Linked DNA regions of Homo sapiens: region 2 is linked to region 1. Evidence: chromatin contacts called from ENCODE Hi-C or POLR2A ChIA-PET data. All regions are on one chromosome and are shown on one strand. The core of a region is the stretch at or near the end of the contact, and the rest is flanking DNA. Distances in the headings are between cores, read along the strand shown. Region 1 holds the start of DEK (DEK proto-oncogene). Region 2 overlaps ALDH5A1 (aldehyde dehydrogenase 5 family member A1).

Evidence for each region. A loop is a pair of places that touch in the nucleus more often than their neighbours do. ChIA-PET counts read pairs that join two places held with the same protein, here RNA polymerase II (POLR2A). Pooled maps may share reads with other maps.
Region 2: a map with no recorded cell type shows a loop between it and region 1 (5-fold over the local background). The contact joins the enhancer-like site here to the promoter of DEK in region 1. A Hi-C loop is called at or near these places in 1 of 37 single-sample maps with no recorded cell type and 1 of 50 pooled maps. POLR2A ChIA-PET finds 5 or more read pairs at or near these places in 1 of 52 experiments (activated T-cell).

Annotation. Positions count from the first base shown.
Region 1 is chr6:18,260,922-18,267,316 of GRCh38, reverse strand. It overlaps DEK (DEK proto-oncogene), which reads left to right and starts at 2,787. Exons shown (of 11, transcript NM_003472.4): 1 at 2,787-2,932; 2 at 3,321-3,474. The coding sequence starts at 3,330. LOC124901270 (a long non-coding RNA gene) reads right to left here and starts at 2,785. Exons shown (of 2, transcript XR_007059486.1): 1 at 2,240-2,785; 2 at 1-1,587. RefSeq lists silencers at 2,427-2,706, 2,747-3,106, 3,167-3,226 and an enhancer at 3,112-3,663.
Region 2 is chr6:24,517,203-24,524,416 of GRCh38, reverse strand. ALDH5A1 (aldehyde dehydrogenase 5 family member A1) reads right to left here. Exons shown (of 10, transcript NM_001080.3): 6 at 3,873-4,016; 7 at 1,492-1,650. Among named protein-coding and RNA genes, the nearest start is that of ALDH5A1, 26 kb to the right of the region's middle. RefSeq lists silencers at 1,914-1,963, 3,333-3,382 and enhancers at 6,181-6,380, 6,891-6,940. Within about 2 kb of position 1,757, at least 4 of the 41 ENCODE cell types and tissues checked have a DNase peak (open chromatin) inside an H3K27ac peak, as active enhancers do.

The DNA.
Region 1 (6,395 bases), core at 1,538-4,037:
TGCCAGACTCTCAAATCCAACTGCCACTCCTGAATCTCCATTTTGAATTGTCAAAACTAACATGTCTAAAACAAAACAACTCATTCCCACCTCCTGCACTTTCCCCTCTAAAACCATCCTGCCCACCCCCACCCCCGAAGTCTTTCTCATCTCAACGAATAGCTACTCCTGTTCTCACAGTTGTTGAACCAAAAACCCCAAGGTCATCACTGATTTCTACCTGACTCTCGTGCCCCACATCCAAAACTTTAGAGCATTCTTTGGAATAACCTAGTGGGTCTTCAGATCTCCCATTTTCTTAGGATCTCTTCAAATGTCATCTTATTAATAAGTCATTGCTTCATTGTTGAATATATAAAACAAAATCCCATCCACCCTACTGGTACTTCCTATCTTCTTTAACTTGCTTTACTGCTATCACTAATTGTCATAGAATATATATTCACCTGCTCGTTGTCTTGATGGCAGTGACAGCCTGTCTGGAGCAGCTGCTGAGGGGATGCCAGCTGCAGTATGGAAGGCGTGGCCAGAGCTGCCCACTCCTCAGAGACAGCGGGCGCCAGGAACATGCAAGAGCCCCGTCCCCTACCACGTCAGCGAGGCGGGAGACCCATGTTCCTGGGCACAGCTGCAGCCGTCCAGCCGCAGCTCTGCACCCAGCCATCCCTGCACTCTTGGGGGCCCAGGAAACCCCCTGCCCCTGCAGGCTGAAAGTGCCTGCTCCTGAGGTTGCAGTGAGCCAAGAGCACGCCACTGCACTCCAGCTTGGGTGACAGAGTGAGACCCTGTCTCAAAAAAAAAAAAAAAAAAAAAAAGAATGTGCCTGTTCCCAGGCCTCTACCCTCTCTCTACCCACTCCCAGGGCCCACTCCAAGGCGGAGCAAAGTTGTGGCCAGGCACGGGCGCTGCTGCAACCCAGCTGGGTGTGCACGTGTTCAGGGCAGCACTGACACACCAGCCACCTGCCGCCTTGGCCCTCTCTGGACTTTGGGCACCAACAAGTGCGAGAAAGAGGCTGGTGGGGCTGAGGGTGGCTCCGCGTGGGCCTGCAGGCACCCCTCAGCACAAACAGCCTGGGCGCCATGGATGACATGTTGATGGTGGGAGGCAGACACGTTCCTGGGGGGAAAGGGGTAGGTCCCTGCCCACCTTCAAGCCAGGGATGGCCTGAAGCCTGGGGGGCCTGGTGGCCAGTTCCAGGTAGAGTCTGCAGCCCAGAGTGAAAACTAGTGGTGCTTTTTCTGGGCCCACCCATGGGCCAATCAGCACACACTTCCTCCCTTCTGAGCCCATAAAAACCCCAGACTCAGCCAGCGCTCAGGCCTACCAGCTGCAGGAAGGAGCTACCCACTTTGGTCTCCTCAACTCGTCAGGACCACCTGCCTGCAGAAAGGAGCTGCCCACTATGGGTCTCCTCTCCACTGAGGGCAGGACGCTAGTCGGGACAACCCCCCTGCAGAAAGGAGCAACCCACTTCAGGTCTCAGGAGAGCTGTTCTGTCCCTCAGTGAAGCTCCTGTCCACCTTGCTCACCCTCCAGTTGTTTGCGTGCCTCACTCTTCCTGGACACAGGACCAGAACTCAGGACCTGCCAAATGGTAGGATTGAAAGAGCTGTAACACAAATAGGGGTGAAACACAACCCCCCACTCCCAACCACGTTGCAGGCAGCAAGAAGGAGAGATGAGCTGTGGAGTGTGGATAGGATTTGAGTGGGATAAATAGTGTGGAAAATGGCATACCGTTTGAGGGTAGAAATGACACTATTCGCGTATGTTTTGGAAGGGGAACAAAAGGAAAAGGGAAGATTCAAAGGAAATGTCTAATTTTTGTCCTGCAACCCAGAGTCCAGGCAAATTTCACTGATCACATTTCTATTAAGTCCACTGAGTACAAGGATCCTTCAGGTGAGCTAGTGGTTGAAGAGTTGGGAGAAAATAAAGGAAATCACATACAAAAGAAGGCAGCATTGAGCAGGGAAGATACTGCTTTGAGTGTCTGCAGTGTTGAATGTGTAAAAAGCATCTGCATAGATGACCTAGAACTCTGGGAGAAGGGTCTGGACCCGGCCAAATAACATATTTCCTCTATTATAAAACAGAGAGTGTGTGTGAGAGAGGAGAGGAGAAGGAATGGGGTGGGAGGGAGCCTCTCCCCTTATATTTACAGGGGTGTAAATCTATGTGGCTGGCTATGTGAACCTTTAACGTGGCAGGTAGGATCTTTTTCCTTTCGGTGCACCTTACAAGCGATGCGGTCCTCAGAAATACAGATTTGGGAGTTATCTATCACCCAGCATGATTTCTGGAGCATTGATGAGACCGCTGATTAATTCTCCTCCGCCTCAGAGTAACACTGTCGATAGCGACTTCGGAGATCTCTAAACTTCTTTACCGCGCCCGCCGCGCCCCTCCGCGGCCCGGGACTGCTCATCATCTTTTCCAGGAAGCGACCGTGGAAACAATAAACACGCAGGCCCCCTAGCGTCCTTCCGTTCCGCGCTGCCAGGCCGCCTCGCCTCCCGCTCCCGCCCGCCCCGCGGGACACAGCCCGCCCGCACTCCGGGGCCCGAGCGCCGACCACACTCCAGGCGCAGCCGGGGAGAGCCCCGCGCGCGCATCCCTCCGCCCGCGGCCGAGGCGACCCCTCGCGGTCCCGCCCGCCCGAGCTTCCCGCGGAGGCACCCGGCCGCCCCGCCTCCCCCGCCCCGCGCCCGCCAACTCCCAGCTCGCGGCCCTGATTGGTCGCCGCATTCCCGCTCTCCTTCCCGAACCGCCATTTTGAAAATCTTGTTGATTCTGGGGAGCCGAGCGCGCGGCGCGAGCGTCACGCCAGACAGCGGCCCGCGCGCCTTCTCCTCGGCGTCGGCCGCCGCCGCCTCCCAGAACCTCCTCGTGCCCTCGCGTGCCAGGCCCGCGGCGGCCGAAATCCGCGGTAAGGGCTGCTTCGGGACGCCGGAGGCCCGGTCGCCCCTGCCGCGGCCGACGGGGGAGGGACGCGGCCATTTGGACGGCGGCCTGGGGCGGGGGAGGGGACGTGGAGGGCCGGCAGCTCGGGCCGGGCCGGGAACAGCGCAGGCCGGGCGGGCGCGCGCGCACGCGGGGCAGCGGGCGCGGTTTCCCGCCTCGGGAATCCCTGGACGGCGGCGGCGGAGCGGGAGGGAAGCCGCCCCTGGGGACTGAGCGCTGCGGTCCCGGCTATGGGAGGAGGCAACTTTCAGGGCAGGTGTCCCGCGGGAAGGGTAGCATCATTCAGGGTGGCCGCCCGGTCCTGCCTGCGGGAGTAGGAGGACCGAGACGTCCGGCTTTCTTCCCGCATGCAGGTTCACAGCATGTCCGCCTCGGCCCCTGCTGCGGAGGGGGAGGGAACCCCCACCCAGCCCGCGTCCGAGAAAGAACCCGAAATGCCCGGTCCCAGAGAGGAGAGCGAGGAGGAAGAGGACGAGGACGACGAGGAGGAGGAGGAGGAGGAAAAAGGTGGGGGGAGTCGCATCCCAACTGATGAATTTTTCAGACCGAAGTTTTTTTGTATTTTTCACCCAGGAAACAGTTTTCTTGCTCTTTTGGTGTTTAGAGGCGTGAAGTCGGAGTGATTTTCAGCGAGAATGTGTGCACAATTTATCTGCTTTTGTTTTGAGCGATGGCGTAGAATTGACTTTGTGTATTCCGGTTTTTAAAGTATTTGTTAGCGTGGTAGAGATGTATTGGAGTGCAGCCGACTTCTCGTCCGCTCTAAACGTTCGTTAACATTTCATCATTTGACGGGAAGTTTGTAGGTCTTGGATTTGATTTTTTTTTTTACCTGTGTGTGTGCACCTTTGAAGTTGCTAAGTGGATGTTCTAATTTTGTCCTTTTCATTACACATCTTTTGCCTTTTGAAGTTATTGTAAGGTCTTGGTGCAGCCCGTTAAGACTGAAGTTATAAGGCTAGACCCGGAAGTATTTGAATACTTTCGAATATTTTTACATTTACCAAAAAGTTTCCCTCCCTGGCAAACAGCGGTGAAAGCTGTTGCTACTTGAGAAAGTAGTTAAAAATGAAGAAAGTGAACTCTGAAAGAAAGTTAAATGTGAGCCCAGCACTGTCTCGGTTTCGAACCTGTGTCTGTTTTAAGGGAGGGCGATATGAGCCCTGATTTGACTGGAGGTGTGAAACGGAAACTTGACTGAATAGAGGAGTGTGCTGCGGCAGTTTATCCAGGATGCATGCAGTGTCTGTTTCAGGTGTACCCGCTTCTTGACATGTTTCCAAACATTTAAAAATCCGAGTCGCATCTCTTAGCATTCTTTGATATTAGCTTAGTCTGCGGTTATTTCGTATATGTTTACGACTCAGCCACACTTGGGAAGAGGTTGAAGCGCTCTTCCTAAACCCGGATTTTTTTTAAGCCTCAACCAGCCTGTGGTCACAATCTGGGTTAAGATTACAAGGTGTGCCTTTTGTTTGTTTAAAGTGGTATGTGCCCTAAGAAGGGCATATTTAAGTAAAGCATGGCTTTTTAAATATAAGTTTTCACATAAACTATTGCTTAACAACATGTTATTTTAAAATTATTTTTAATACAACAACAAAATTGGCTGCACTATCTCGCTGCTAGCCAAAGAGGCTCTGCACTTTTTCTCCAATTTTTTGTTTGTATTTTGGTCTTCTGGTGGGGGCAGGGTTGAGATGCCAAAGAAATGGTGAATTTTCTTCATGTCAGGAAAAAATTAGAGAAGTCATGTAAATATACTGTAAGTGGCCAACACAGTAATGCTTGGGGAAGAGTTGGTAGTTGAAAGAATCCCATGTTTTGTTCTAGACAAATTATTTTTAAAAACATGATGTTGTAGAAATTTTATCCCCTAATAGTTTTATTGTAGCTGTGATTTATTATTCTTTTTACTAATTTGAGGTGTTTGTGGGACAAGTAGAATTGTGAAAGTTTTTATTTTACTTAACCCTGAATATTTAACTTTAGAACTGAGGCATCATGGAAGCCAGACAGTGAAATACTTTCTGTATTAGGCTTTTTTTTTTTTTTGCGTTACTATAAAGAAACACTTGAGGCAGGGTAGTTTATAAAGAAAATAGGTTTTATTGATTCGTGGTTCTGCAGACAGTACAAGAAGCATGGCGCCAGTATTTGCTTCTGGTGAAAGCCTCAGGAAACTTCCAATCATGGCAGAAGACAAAGGGGGAGCAGGCATTTCATTTGGGAGTGGGAGCAAGTTGTAGAGGGAGGTGCCATGCTCTTTTAAACAAATCTTGAGAGAACTCACTCACCACCACGGATTACCATGCTAAGCCGTTCATGAGGGATCTGCCCCCATGATTTAATCACCTTACCAGGCCTCACCTCCAGCATTGCAAATCACTTTTCAACACGAAATTTGGAGGGGGCAAACATCCAAAGCATATCATTGCACCCCCGGTCCCCCAACTCTCATATGTTTCTCACATTTCAAGATTCAGTTGTGCCTTCGCAGTAGTCCCCCAAAGTCCGGTCTTGTTTCAGCATTAACACAGAAGTCCCAAATCTGTAAGTCCAGAGTTTCATCTGAAGATGAGTTTCTTCCACCTATGAGCCTGTGAGATCAAAAACAAGTTATTTACTCCCAAGATACAGTGATGGTACAGACATTGGGTAAAATTCCCATTCCAAAAGGGAGAAAGGCCAAAAGAAAGGTGCAATAGGCCCCACACAGTCTGGTTTGGTTTTTGTTTGGTTTTTGTTTTTCTGTGTTTGTTTGTTTGTTTGTTTTTTGAAACGGAGTTTCGCTCTCGTTGCCCAGGCTGGAGTGCAGTGGCCTGACCTCGGCTAACCGCAACCTCTGCCTCCTGGTTCAAGGGATTCTACTGCCTCAGCCTCTCGAGTAGCTGGGATTACAGGCATATGCCACCACAGCTGGCTGATTTTGTATTTTTAATAGAGACAAGGTTTCTCCATGTTGGTCAGGCTGGTCTCAAACTCCCGACCTCAGGTGATCCGCCCGTCTCAGCCTCCCAGAGTTTTAGGATTACAGACGTAAGCCACTGCGCCCGGCCTACAAGTCTGAATCCTAGCAGGGCAGTCTTTAAATCTTAAAGCTCCAAAATTATCTCCTTTTACTGCATGTCTGGCATCCAGAGCACGCTGGTGCAAGGGGTGAGGGGTCCCAAGGCTTTGGGCAGCTCAGGATGCAAGCTGCTTGTGGCTCTACCATGCTGGAGTTTGGAGGTGGCAGCCCCCTTCCCACAGCTCCACTAGCCAATAGAGCCTTGGTGGTGAATCTAGGGGTCCACCCCCCATTTCCCCTTTCCACTCCACACTGCCCTAGTAGAGGTTTTCTTTCTTTTTTTTTTTTTTTTTTGGAGACAAGGTCTCACTTGTCACCCAGGCTGGAGTGCAGTAACATGATCTCAGCTCACTGCAAA
Region 2 (7,214 bases), core at 508-3,007, 6.3 Mb before region 1:
AGTTGCATCCAGGGGCTGGCTGTGCCTCCACTGTGTGTCTCCCTCTGACCACCTCTCCTCCCTTCTTTCCCACACACAATCTTCAGCTTCTACTGTCTTCCTGATTTAAAATATTCCGTTAAAACCATTTCTGGGTAGGCATGGTGGCTCACGCCTGTAATCCCAGCACTTTGGGAGGCCGAGGCAGGTGGATCACCTGAGGTCAGGAGTTCGAGAGCAGTCTGGCCAACATGTGAAACCCCAGCACTACTAAAAATACAAAAAGTAGCCAGGCGTGGTGGTGGGTGCCTGTAACCCCAGCTACTCGGGAGGCTGAGGCAGGAGAATCAATTGAACTCAGTGGGGCGGAGGTTGCAGTGAGTCAAGACTCACCACTATACTCTAGCCTGGGCAACAGAGCGAGACGCCGTCTCAAAAAAAAAAAAAAAAAACACAAAAAACTGGATGTTTGATATTACAAGAAACTTTCTTGTGACTCCAAAATGGATTTTTTTAAAACAGTAGAATAAGGAGAGAAGTCTCATATAGCTAGTAGTATGGATTATAACATTTTTTTAAACAAACAAATCTTTCCTAAAAGCAGTTTCCCCTCAATATCTCTAAATCCTGAACGCGGCATCTGTGATTCTGCACCCCCGGCTGGGATACTTTCATGAAGGACTGTTTTAGACAGGGATTTTGTCATCAAGAGAAGAAAGAACAGGACAACATCAGCATTACAGCCGAAACGCAAACCATCTCAAAACCAAGCCAGTCTTCCATTCCATAGGTGTTCCAAAAGATGAATGAACTTTGTCTCAAGATCCTAATTGCTGAGGCAGTGAGGGATAGAATTATCATCACTATAACAAAATTTAGGGAGGACAGTAAAGAGCTACAGTGACAGACCGCATGGGGACTTGGTGCAATGGCAGGGCTATAGCAGCTCATGACCAGACAACAACCCGATTCATATAACTGGTAGGCAGAATTCACTTTTCTCAGGTTTCTCCATTGTTTACAAAATAGGCTTGCTGGGCACTTTACCAAAATGACTTTTTTGTTTTCATTTTTTTTTTTTGCCTTTTAACATCATTTTTTTTAGCTATTATTAATTTTTTACTTATTTTAACCTTTGTGGTTTTTGTATGAAAACATCATTGAAAATTCCATTCGATTCCATGTATAGATGTAGATCTCTCATACTCTATACTCTAATCAGGATAGTTAGCACATCTATCGCCTCAAACATTGATCATTTCTTTATACTGGGAACGTTCAAAATCTACTCTTCTAATAATAGCTATTTGAAAATATACAATACATTGTTGCTAATTACAGTCATTCTACAGTGCTGTAGAACACCAGAGCTTATTCCTTCTGTCTAGCTGTAATATTCTGTCAACCCACCCCTCTCTATCCCCACCCCTCCAGCCAAAGTGTTTTTTGCTGATTAAGCTTTTCATATTGAAACCATGAAATTTACTTTCACAAATAATACAATATACTTACCTTTTCTACCGCTTTTTCATTAATTAATGGGCCCTGAGTAGTTCCTTCCTCAAATCCATTACCTACGCGCAGGTTCTTCTTCATGGCCTCGGCGAATGCTTTTACAAAGGCATCATGGATGCCCCTTTGCACCAAGAATTGGTTTGAGCAAACACAAGTCTGGACAGGAGACAAAAACAAACCCACACAGTCTGTCAGAAGCTGCAGACCTGACCAGTGAACGTGTGGCTGCTACCGCCTCTCTGTGAAAACACTTCCCTCGGTGGTTGTCATGTGCTCAAACTGCCATTTTCCTCCTCACGTGGGCTTGGCCCCAAAGATAAAAGCACTGAGTCAGTGCATGTTCCCCTCCAGTTCCCTCCACAGCTGCTATGCTACACAGCTGCTATGCATCAGTGATTAGTTGGCAATAAGCACCTGTACACACACACACACACACACACACACGAAAGAAAAGAAAAAAAAGCCACCCAATCCATGTTTTTTTCAAATGGCTTTTATTTTGTTTCCCTGGGGGGTGGGGAAAGAGTGCAATTCTCCTAGGAGACTGTGATGCTGCAGCAACAGCAGAGGCTAAGAGGAATGTGGTCCAACACCAACTTATAGTCTTTTGTTTTGCTGACACAGGGTCTCGCTCTGTCGCCCAGGCTGGAGTGCAGTAGTGATGAGTTCACTGCAGCCTTGACCTCCAGGGCTCAAGTGATTCTTCCACCTCAGCCTCCCAAGTAGGTGGGACTATAGGCACTTGCCACCATGCCCAGCTAATTTTTAATTTTTTTTGGCTGGGCGCAGTGGCTCATGCCTGTAACCCCAGCACTTTGGGAGGCTGAGGTGGGTGGATCACCTAAGGTCAGGAGTTCGAGACTAGCCTGGCCAACATAGTGAAACCCATCTCTACTAAAAATAGAAAAATTAGCTGTAGTCCCAGCTACTCAGGAGGCTGAGGCAGGAGAATCTCTTGAATCCGGGAGGTGGAGGTTGCAGTGAGCTGACATCATGCCACTACACTTCAGCCTGGGCAACAGAGTGAGACTCTGTCACACAAAAAAAAAAAAAAAAAAAAAAAAATTGTAGAGACAGAGTCTCACTCTGTTGCCCAGGCTGGTCTCCAACTCCTGGGCTCAAGTGATCCTCCTGCTTTGGCCTCCCAAAATGCTGGGATTACAGTTCTGAGCCACCATACCTGTCCCCAAGTTGTAGCCTTACAGTGTAATTGATGGTAACATATATTGACATTTTGTATTTATGAAGGAAAATATACTTATTTCAGACAAAACCAAGCTTATTTAGGTTATGTGGAAGGGAAAAACTTAATTACCAAAGGCCAAGGCAAGGATGAAAATTATTTGATAGAGAATATCACACATTTCAGTTTTTTCACAATATAACCTTTCAGGGATATTTACTCTGTTTCTAGAATGCATTTAAAATTACATATTGATGGTACTTTTAAGATGAATGCTTAAGAATATTTAAGAAGGCAGGACCCTGGCAGCAGCTTGGATAGAACTGGAAGACAGGAGCCTTGGCTCAGAGTCCCAGCTCCTCAGCAGATTTGACACTGTGGCCCAAAGACGTCTGATCTCTAAGTCACTTTTTCTTTCTAGAGTTTCATTTCCTCATCTCTAAAATGCAACGTTTGTAGAGCTGATAACTGTGAAGGTCCCTGACAGATCAAATATTCCAGGATTTCCTAGGAAGACATGAGCTCAGGCCTCTGGTCTCCCAGGACAGCCTGGATGCTCCTCTAAAACACTGCTGGCGTGGGCCTGTGCCCTGTAGAGGGCACCTCTGAGGCTCCCTCCATCTCGGGACAGCGAGGCCCCACTGGGTCATAGCAGGCAACAGGGTTTTGAGTTATTCCAGCCACCACCCTCCTCAACATTTTCTTACTTTCTTTCCCTTGGCCTCAGAGACCCCAATTGTTCAAGGCTGTTCTGTGTCTGAGGAGATTATATCCGTTCAGTAGAAAAAAGATCAATGAAAGAAAACTATAAAAATAACCAGATTAAAAGGATAGGGGAAAGAAGAAAACAGAGAACAATTTGACTAAAGGACATCTGCTGTTCAGAAAATTATTTGAAGCCAGGGACTGTACCTTATTTTGGGGGGGCCCCTCTGAGCCTAGTATAACCCTGGTAATAAAAAGTAAGGCATATACTAAATATTTGCTGAAAGAGTCAATGAATAAAGAATGAATAATGGAAGGAACCCAAAAGTTTCCTTATGGGATATAAGGCAGTAGAGGTGGTGGGATCTTTGTAACACACACACACGCACACACACACACACTCACATGCACACATATCACACACACACACATACACACACTCACACATGCACACGCAAACACACATCCTGAAATACTCTCCAGGACTCACCTGTCCAGTGTTCCTAAATTTAGATGCCATGGCCCCTGCTACAGCCTGGTCCACGTTGGCACTGTCAAATACTATAAATGGAGCAAGGCCGCCCAGCTCCATAGAGACCCTTTTCACAGAGTTTGCTGCGTGGTGCAACAGGATCTGTGAGCAGAGGAGAGAAAGCTGTGAGCACAGAAATCCATTACCAGGATTGTTAAGCCTTTGTTTAAAAAAATTACCAAATGGTGAAAAAAGCAAGGTGCACAGTGGTGTACATGGGATAACTTTGCATAAGAAAACGGAGAAATAAGAATATATATTTACATTTGCTTGTATTTGATAAAGAAACATTGGGAAGAGGCTGGGTGTGGTAGTGTGCACCTGTAGTCCCAGCACCTTAAGAGGCTGAAGTGGGAGGATTACTTGAGGCCAGGGGTTCCAGACCAGCCTGGGCAGCATAGGGAGACTCCATTTCAAAAATTAAATAAATAAATAAATTAGTAAAATAAACACTGGGATGACAAGACACTAAAAGTCATTATTTATAGAAAGAGGGAGTGAGTCAGGGTTGGGGTAGGGTGAGACTTGTCATGGTAAACATTAATACTGTCTTAATTTTTCAACCATATAAGTAAGTGTTTATCTATTCAAAACAATTATATGATGGGCTTAAAAATCATAGAGATAAGAAAATAAAATCACCTAGAATCCCACAACCCACAGCTTACACTGATAACATTTTAAAGTACATCCATTTAGAATGTAGCCATGCAGATTCAGGTACATGTACATTTAAAAAAAAAAAAACAGGATGGTATAATTATATAATTATACCGTTTCGTAACCTGCTTTATCTTCCCAATGAATCACATATTTGGGACGTCTATCTTAAAATTTTCATAACCCTTTATATCTTGCTCCTTTAATGTAACACTCTAATGTGAAGATCCTCTTGTGTCAGCACATATGTTTCTAGAACTTTATTTATTATTATTATTGAGATGGAGTCTCGCTCTGTTGCCCAGGCTGTAGTGCAGTGGCGCAATCTCCAGTTACTGCAACCTCCACCTTCTGGGTTCAAGCAATTCTTCAGCCTCAGCCTCTTGAGTAGCTGGCATTACAGACATGTGCCACCACACCTGGCTAATTTTTGTATTTTTAGTAGAGATGGGGTTTCGTCATGTTGGCCAGGCTGGTCTTGAACTCCTGACCTCAAGTGATCTGTCTGCCTCAGCCTCCCAAAGTGCTGGGATTACAGGTGTGAGCCACTGTGCCCGGCCTAGAACATTCCTTTAGATGCTTGCATAGTATTCCACTGCATGGCTCTTCTGTAATTTATTTATTCAGGCCCCATCTGTTGGACATTTAGGTTGTTTCCATCCTTGCCATTAAAAAAACGCTGTGGATCGCGCCACTGCACTCCAGCCTGGGCTACAGAGCGAGACTCCATCTCAAAAACAAAACAAAACAAAAGACAAAAACACTGTGATGATTCTGTCAGGATGAACATGTAGAATTGCTAGCTCAATGTATAATCATAAGGCTTTTGGTACCTATAGCTATTATAGTTTAAATATCCAGTAAGAGATTTCATAGCCTAAGAAGCTGCTTAGGGATGTTTAAATGCTTTATTAAGGATAGTAGGTCTTTGTCTAGTCATGGCTGCAGGAAAGATGGGACCACACTTGAGATAGTTCGAGTGAAACAGACGGTGTTCGCAAGCCCAAGGTGGCTCTAGGATTGCCCCCCAAGTGTTGTACATTCTGAGGTCATGAGTTTTGTGACACGGTTCTTGGTAAAAACACAGAATGGCTGGAAAGCTAGGCCTGTGTGGGTACTGTGTATGTGTCTGTATGTTAATATTCCAGCAATCAAATGGTAGTAACAATCTTCTCTGAAACATTACTGTTCAACAAAGTAGTTCAAGTTTTAAGACTAAACATATTTCTTTATCGGACGCAACATAACTATTTAAACTTTTTTTATGTTTTTATTTAAAAATTTTTAAGAAACGTCATTGACTTTTCCTGGATTTGCTTCAGTGCAAAAATGATTCTCACTGTTGGGTCACTCCATTTTGCCTCCACCTGGCCTTGAGCACAGGTCCTGTCTCTGGTGTCTGTCCCTCCACCTGCACTGGCTCTGTGTCCTCTGACAGTGTCCTCTCCCCACTCAGTCTCTGCTTCTCCAGGAAGGCGGCTTGCCCTGGCCACTGGGTATAGTGTAAACTCCTGTCATGTCTTAATGAATCTTTTCCCAGCTCCAGTTCCCATGGGCTGACCTCCTCAGGGCCTCAGCTTCCAAAGACAGCATGTGATTGGCCCAGCCTACCTTTCTTTCTTTTTCTTTTTTTGAGTTTAGGAGCAGAAGTTTAATAGGCAAAAGAAAGAGAAAGAAACAGAAAGCAAAACAGCTCTCTCTCTTCTCTAGTGAAGGAGAGGGGAATTCCTAGAGGAAAAGGCCCTGACCTAGCCCACCCTTCTATGCCAGGCTACTTGTCCTAGGTCACTGGCCAGCCCACAATTTCTGTTTCGCTCAAGTCAATGACCACTCATGATTCAGTTTTCTGAACAGAGGAAGAGATGAGGTATCATATGCTTTACAACATGGCTGCTGTCCTCTCAGCGGGGTCCTGGGAGGGGTGGCCCCCCTAGAAAGTGGCAAGGGCAGGGCAGGCATGCCTAGAACAGGCTCGCTGTGTATGCCTCAGTTATGAGGCAAGGTTCTCCACCCCAGGACCAGAAGCTCAGCCCCTAATCTCTGAAGACCAGCTCAGCAGAGGTGCTTGCTTAGTTATGCATCAGTTATCCCTTCAGCTATACTTGTCACATTTCCTGTTCAGTCACTAGAGGTGCATCACTGTCCTGGGTCAAGAGGAGCAAAGCTGGACTTGGCAGGGTCATGGCTGATATTTTCCTGGAGCCCTGTTAGATGAGGATAGTTTGCTGAGAAAACTGAGTTGCTGCCCTTCGCCCAGTATCCTGGAAATTTCTCTGGCTTGAATGAGAAGGATTTACAACGCTTTCTCCCAGGCTTCCCTCTTTCTTTCTAACTACTTCGTAGTAACATTTGAATCTTTCTGCGGATAAGTTTGCATTGTAAGACCCACTGATCAGGGGCATAGCAGTTTATGGATCTAAAAATTCCTATTTCTATTATGAATGAATGGTAGGATTCCACAGCACTACTCCCTGAGTATGAGTTTATAGCATGACAAAAGTGATTATGGTTGGGAGACATTAAAAGTACATTATTCCAGCTGGGCACGCTGGCTCACACCTATAATCCCAGCACTTTGGGAGGCCAAGGAGGGAGGATCACTTGAGGCCAGGAGTTCCGGATCAGCCTGGCCAACATGGC